Linked DNA regions of Homo sapiens: region 2 is linked to region 1. A link is an interaction called in ENCODE POLR2A ChIA-PET data of the cell type or tissue named here. Cell type or tissue: OCI-LY7. All regions are shown on one strand. Links, peaks and the distances in the headings refer to the core of each region. The heading gives the core; the rest is flanking DNA. Region 1 has its middle 47 kb from the start of AMZ2. Region 2 has its middle 6.9 kb from the start of C17orf58.

What was found. ChIA-PET counts read pairs that join two places held together with the same protein. Peaks named below come from ENCODE experiments on the same cell type or tissue, not always from the same donor. Only the 100,000 strongest peaks of a DNase experiment are listed, where the experiment ranks them.
Region 2: POLR2A ChIA-PET joins it to region 1 with 5 read pairs; 2 of 35 experiments call an interaction of 5 or more read pairs at or near these places.

The regions. Positions count from the first base shown.
Region 1 is chr17:68,199,553-68,202,459 of GRCh38, forward strand. It overlaps the pseudogene ARHGAP27P2. Among named protein-coding and RNA genes, the nearest start is that of AMZ2, 47 kb to the right of the region's middle. RefSeq lists a silencer at 10-89 and an enhancer at 746-1,562. In OCI-LY7, for the core only: CTCF peaks have their summits at 1,413 (motif pointing left) and 1,612; DNase peaks (open chromatin) are centred at 376, 630, 1,399, 1,699 and 1 weaker place; H3K4me3 peaks cover 2,080 bases; H3K27ac peaks cover 2,230 bases.
Region 2 is chr17:68,001,889-68,004,795 of GRCh38, forward strand. No RefSeq gene overlaps it. Among named protein-coding and RNA genes, the nearest start is that of C17orf58, 6.9 kb to the left of the region's middle. In OCI-LY7, for the core only: no CTCF peak of the experiment used is centred there; no DNase peak of the experiment used is centred there.

The sequences.
Region 1 (2,907 bases), core at 255-2,754:
TCCAGGATGTGCACGGCCCGCCGCGGGAGGAGAGCGGGGAACAGGGGTGGCGCGCTGGGGACCGCGCCCGCACGGAGCCGGGGCGCGAGGAGACCTGCTCCGCTCAGCGTCGGGCACGATGCCCACCTCTGTCTGAAGACTTGGAATGAGCTCCCTCTCCCCAACCGCGAAACGGGAGCGGTGCAAGCCCCTAGTCCCTCATCTGCGATTCCCAAGCTCCAAAGCTGCCTGGAAGCCCAGAAGTTTTTCGTAATCCAATTGGTGGCAAAATTGCGCTTGAACTGATGTGAGGCTGTTGATGGTCTTTATTTGTCAAACTTGTGTGAATATTCATGTTTTGCTGCAGAAATGCAAATGAGCTCGATGACCGGCTGCTGCCCCAAGCCCTGCTGGGAGGTTATGTGACCTACAGCAGGTGTGTGCCCCATAGTCTCTTTCCAAGTCCCAGCTGTTCTGTATTCCGAAGCGCATCTGGGCACGGAACGGGGGATTGCGGGCTTGCCGCCGGCTCAACAGCCTTGCCAGTCTCCCAGGAGCCTGGGGTCAGATGAGAGGGTGGATGTGAAACTCAGGCGTCTGCTTCCCTTTGAGGGTGCTTCCAACATTTCAGATGGGTTTGTTTGGGTGCTTCCAACATTGATGGGTTTGTTTCAGAAAGGCGTCCGGTTATGGTGAGGTTGTTTTTTTTCTCTCTTCAGAATCCGGTTGTGTTAATCAGGGAAATCGAAAATAAAGCACGTTTTAAAAACACGCTTACATCCTCAGAACACTCTGGGCGACCCTGACATTTTGAACTTTAGGAACTTTTCAAGGAGGGGCAGCCCGAGTGGGAAAAAGAGATGCTCAGAACCGTTCTTTCATCTGCCACCAGCTGTGTGATGATCTAGGGGCAGTTCCCTTCCTCTCTCAGGGTCTCGGTTTGTTCTTTAGCCCAAAGGGAGGGGATGGACAGATGACCGCTGAACCTTGGGAGCCTCTGATTTCTTTCGCTGTGCCTGATGTCATTACCATGAACACTGATGCCCACCATGTGCCAGGACTGAGTCCGGGATGCCCAAACGAAGAGACACGCCTCCGTAGGCCCGCTGCTGGATGTTCCCTCCGCTCGACTCGTTACAATGCAGAGCTCAGGTTTCGAGACTAGGGAAAGGGCAACTGGACTCTGCTGGGTCACCTGCCAGTTGCTGACAGCCACTTAACTTACACGCGAGGACGCTCCCCCAGGCCCAGCGTCCTCTGGTGTAAGCACAATACCTAAGGATTAGGGTTGTGAGCCCTAAACGAGGTAAGGCTTCTAAGCACTTGGCAGCAGCAGGGGGTCCACCCAGACTGTCCGGGTCGTCCTGGTTTGGCTTCCTTAGGACTGTGCCGCTTTCACTCGAGCTCCTGCAGCGGCAGCCCGCCGCCTTGTGGCCAGGGTGGAAAACGGCACCCGGCGGACAGGGCAGGAGACCACGGCTGTTTCCTGTTTCGCGCCCCTGCCAGCCAGCAGGCAGCTTCTCTGGGATGGATGGCTGGATGCCAGCGCTCTTCCCCCGCAGCGCCCCTCCGTTTCCTGCCCAGGCTCCCGGTGGCGCACTTCCCGGCCTCTCCACATTCTCTGTCCTGTAGGAGGGTTCCTGCCCGTCTGAGCGGAGCCCCTGGAGGTGGGGGAATGGCCTTATTCTTTGAACCTCGCATCCGGCCCAGGGTCTGGCTCAGACAGAGTGCACAGAGTGTGTGCTGAGGAGGGCGCAGGTGCGGCAGCCCCTTACCTATGAGCCAGGCCTCTGTAGGTCTGCCCAAGGGCCACCACCAGGCCCCAGGACCAAAGAGGAAGGAGACTGCCCAGGTCCTGACATCTCCTGAGAAGACAGATGACCCTGGCTGCCAGGGCGCCTGCCAGGTGGCCCCTCTGCCCATCCTTCCTCCAGCTCCCAGCAGGTTCCCAGTTGCAGTGGCATATGGGGGGAGGGGCACAGGTGATGAGGGCAGGGGACTTACCCGGGGGGAACTAGGACATTGGCCAGAGACAGGCTGCTCCTTGGCCCCACTTGTGGCCCTAATTCACTGTGTGACCTCCACAAGTCACTTTGCATCTCTGGTCCTGTTTCCTACCCTGTGCAATGTGCTGTTGCACTCCAGCCTGGATGACAGAGCAAGATTCTCTCTCTTAAAAAAAAAATCTTAATTCAGTTCTAATTCACTTCTCGAGGAGAGTCATGTATCTGGTAACCTTGGCATTGTTGCATGTAAGAGAAAACCAGAAAGGAAGTGATAGAGGCTTCCAAAACACTGTCACATAAATGAGCTATTAATTGAATTTTTACAACTGGCTAATGAGCTTTAGTATTTAGAATCACCGAATTCTATAGAGATGAACTGCTCTTTTAAAAGATCATGTGTTTTTAAACTCATGTTCAATGAGCCGATTATTTCATGAGGGTGCCAGGTGACATAGTGAAGACCACATATGCACAGAGTGATAGAACGCTGGCAGGTCCCAAGCCCTTTTCTGTGATTCTTCTCTTACCTCACCACTATCCTGCTCTTGACAGGATTATGGTTTCTTTGCACTCTCTTCCCTTTCTTCAGCCAGACCTTTCTGGAAGAAATCATTCATTTAAATTAAAAATAGATATATTTTTTATATCTATTTTCTCTCACCAGTATCCTGCTCTTGAAAGGCTTATGGTTTCTTTGCACTCTCTTCCCTTCAGCCAGATCTTTCTGGAAGAAATCATTCATTTAAATAAAAAATAGATATACCTTGCTAGGTCCTTCGGATATTTAGGTTCAAGTGAAAAAGAAGGTAAAGAATAGGAAAATGCCTTTAAGGCCAGGTGCTGTGGCTCACACCTGTGATGGGATGCCAAGGCAGGCGAGGATCAATTGAGCCCAGGAGTTCAAGAAACAGCCTGGGCAACA
Region 2 (2,907 bases), core at 156-2,655, 200 kb before region 1:
ATCTGCCCGCCTCGGCCTCCCAAAGTGCTGGGATCACAGGCGTGAGCCACCGCGCCTGAACTTTTTTTTTTTTTTTTTTTGAGATAGAGTCTCGCTCTGTCGCCCAGGCTGGAGTGCAATGGCGCGGTCTCAGCTCACCGCAAGCTGGGCCTCCCGGGTTCATGCCATTCTCCTGCCTCAGCCTCCAGAGTAGCTGGGACTACAGGCGCCCGCCACCACGCCAGGCTAATTTTTTGTATTTTTGGAAGAGACGGGGTTTCACCGTGTTAGCCAGGATGGTCTCGCTCTCCTGACCTTGTGATCCGCCTGCCTCGGCCTACCAAAGTGCTGGGATTACAGGCGTGAGGCACCGCGCCAGCCTGTTTTTTTTTTTTTTTTTTTTTTTTTTTGAGACGGAGTTTCGTTCTGTCGCCCAGGCTGGAGTGCAATGACGCGATCTCAGCTAGCTGCAACCTCTGTCTCCTGGGTTCAAGGGGTTCTTCTGCCTCAGCCTCCAGAGTAGCTGGGACTACAGGTTCACGCCACCACGCCTGGCTAATTTTTTGTATTTTTTGTAGAGATGGGGGTTTCCCCATATTGGCCAGGCTGGTCTCGAACTCCTGACCTCGTGATCCACCTGCCTCGGCCTACCAAAGTGCTGGGATTACAGGCATGAGCCACTGCGCCCAGCTCAAATATTCATTTAGCTTTTTTATTGCATTAATAAGAGCTCTTTTTTTTTTTTTTTTTTAGACGGAGTTTCGCTCTTGTTGCTCAGGCTGGAGTGCAATGGCGCGATCTCGGCTTACCACAACCTCCACCTCCCAGGTTCCAGCAATTCTCCTGCCTCAGCCTCCGTAGTAGCTGGGACTGCAGACATCCACCACACCCAGCTAATTTTGTATTTTTAGTAGAGATGGGGTTTCTCCATGTTGGTCAGCCTGGTCTTGAACTCCCAACCTTAGGTGATCCGCCTGCCTCGGTCTCCCAAAGTGCTGGGATCACAGGTGTGAGCCACCACGCCCAGCCATGCATTAATAAGAGGTTTCTTTTTTCTTTTCTTTTTTTTTCTTTTAGACAGAGTTTTGCTCTGTTGCCCAGGCTGGAGTGCAGTGGCACGATCTCAGCTCACTGCAAGCTCCACCTCCCGGGTTCACGCCATTCTCCCGCCTCAGCCTCCTGAGTAGCTAGGACTACAGGTGCCCGCCACCACGCCTGGCTAATTTTTTTGTATTTTTAGTAGCGACGGGGTTTTACTGTGTTAGCCAGGATGTTCTCAATCTCCTGACCTCGTGATCCGCCTGCCCCGGCCTCCCAAAGTGTTGGGATTACAGGTGTGAGCCACTGCGCCCGGCCTTAATAAAAGCTTTCTAAGCTTTGTTAATAATACTAATCATAGCCATCATCTTTGTTTTATTAATATTCCTCATTTTTAGAGAGCATTTCAAATATTTTACTTTCAAGTAACTAAAAATTTGATTTTACACGGATTATATAGAGCTATTTTTTTTTTTTTTTTTTTGAGATGGAGTCTCGCTCTGTCCCCCAGGCTGGAGTGCGGTGGCACGATCTCGGCTCACTGCCAGCTCTGCCTCTTGGGTTCACGCCATTCTCCTGCCTCAGCCTCCCGCGTAGCTGGGACTACAGGCGCCTGCCACCACGCCCGGCTAATTTTTTTGTATTTTTTTTATAGTAGAGACAGGGTTTCACCGTGTTAGCCAGGATGGTCTCGATCTCCTGACCTCCTGATCCGCCCCCCCTCGGCCTCCCAAAGTGCTGGGATTACAGGCGTGAGCCACCGCGCCCGGCCTATATAGGGTTATTTTTATCCACACTCCTGGGCTGTTGTTTTTGCCTTAGGAATCTGACAAATATTCATATTTCCTTGTTATGTTATCAGTGTTGATATTCTACTTTCGGCCTTCCATTTTATCTTCTATCTCTACTATTATTTATTTGCTTGTTTATTTATTTATTTATTTATTTATTTATTTTTTGAGACAGGGTCTCACTGTTGCTTAGGCTGGAGTACAGTGGCAAAACTCGATCAAGGCTCACTGTGGCCTTGACCTCCCGGGGCTCAGGTGATTCTCCTACCTTCGCCTCCAGAGTAGCTGGGACTACAGGCACGCACCACCACACCCAGCTAATTTTTGTATTTTTTGTAGAGATGGGGTTTCATCATGTTGGCCAGGCTGTTCTCCAACTCCTGGGCTCAAGCTATCCAACCTCCTTGGCCTCCCAAAGTGCTGGGATTATAGGCATAACCTACCACACTCGGTTTTCCTCGTTATTCTAGGAGACATTCCGGAATTTGTACATTTGTTGCTGATTTCATTTTCAGGAGCATCAGTTCTGCCTTTTGCTCTTTCCAATAAGGATCTTCTTTCCTTTCTCCCCTCCCCTCCCTCCGCCCCCGCTTTTTTTTTTTTTTTTTCTTTATTAATAGAGATGGGATTTCACCCTGTTGCCCAGGCTGGTCTCAAACTCCTGGGCTCAAGCTATCTGCCCATCTGGGCCTCCCAAAGCCCAGGGATTAAGGGAGTAAGCCACTGCACCTGGCCCCAGTAAGGGGTTGAAAGCTCAGGAATTAATAGTCAGCTTCCTTTTTTGTTCATCCTGTTGTTTGTTCATTTCAGTCTATTGCCTTCTTATAATTTCCTTCTTTACAAGGACTATTTCTCCTTGTTTTGTTTTTGTTTTTTTTTGAGACGGAGTCTCACTCTGTCACCCAGGCTGGAGTGCAATGGCGTGATCTCGGCTCACTGCAACCTCTGCCTCCTGGGTTCAAGCGATTCTCTTGCGTTAGCTGCCCAAGTAGCTAGGATTACAAGTGCAAGCCACCACACCCAGCCAATTTTTTGTATTTTTAGTAGAGATGGGGTTTCACCATGTTGGCCAAAATGGTCTTGATCTCTTGACCTTGTG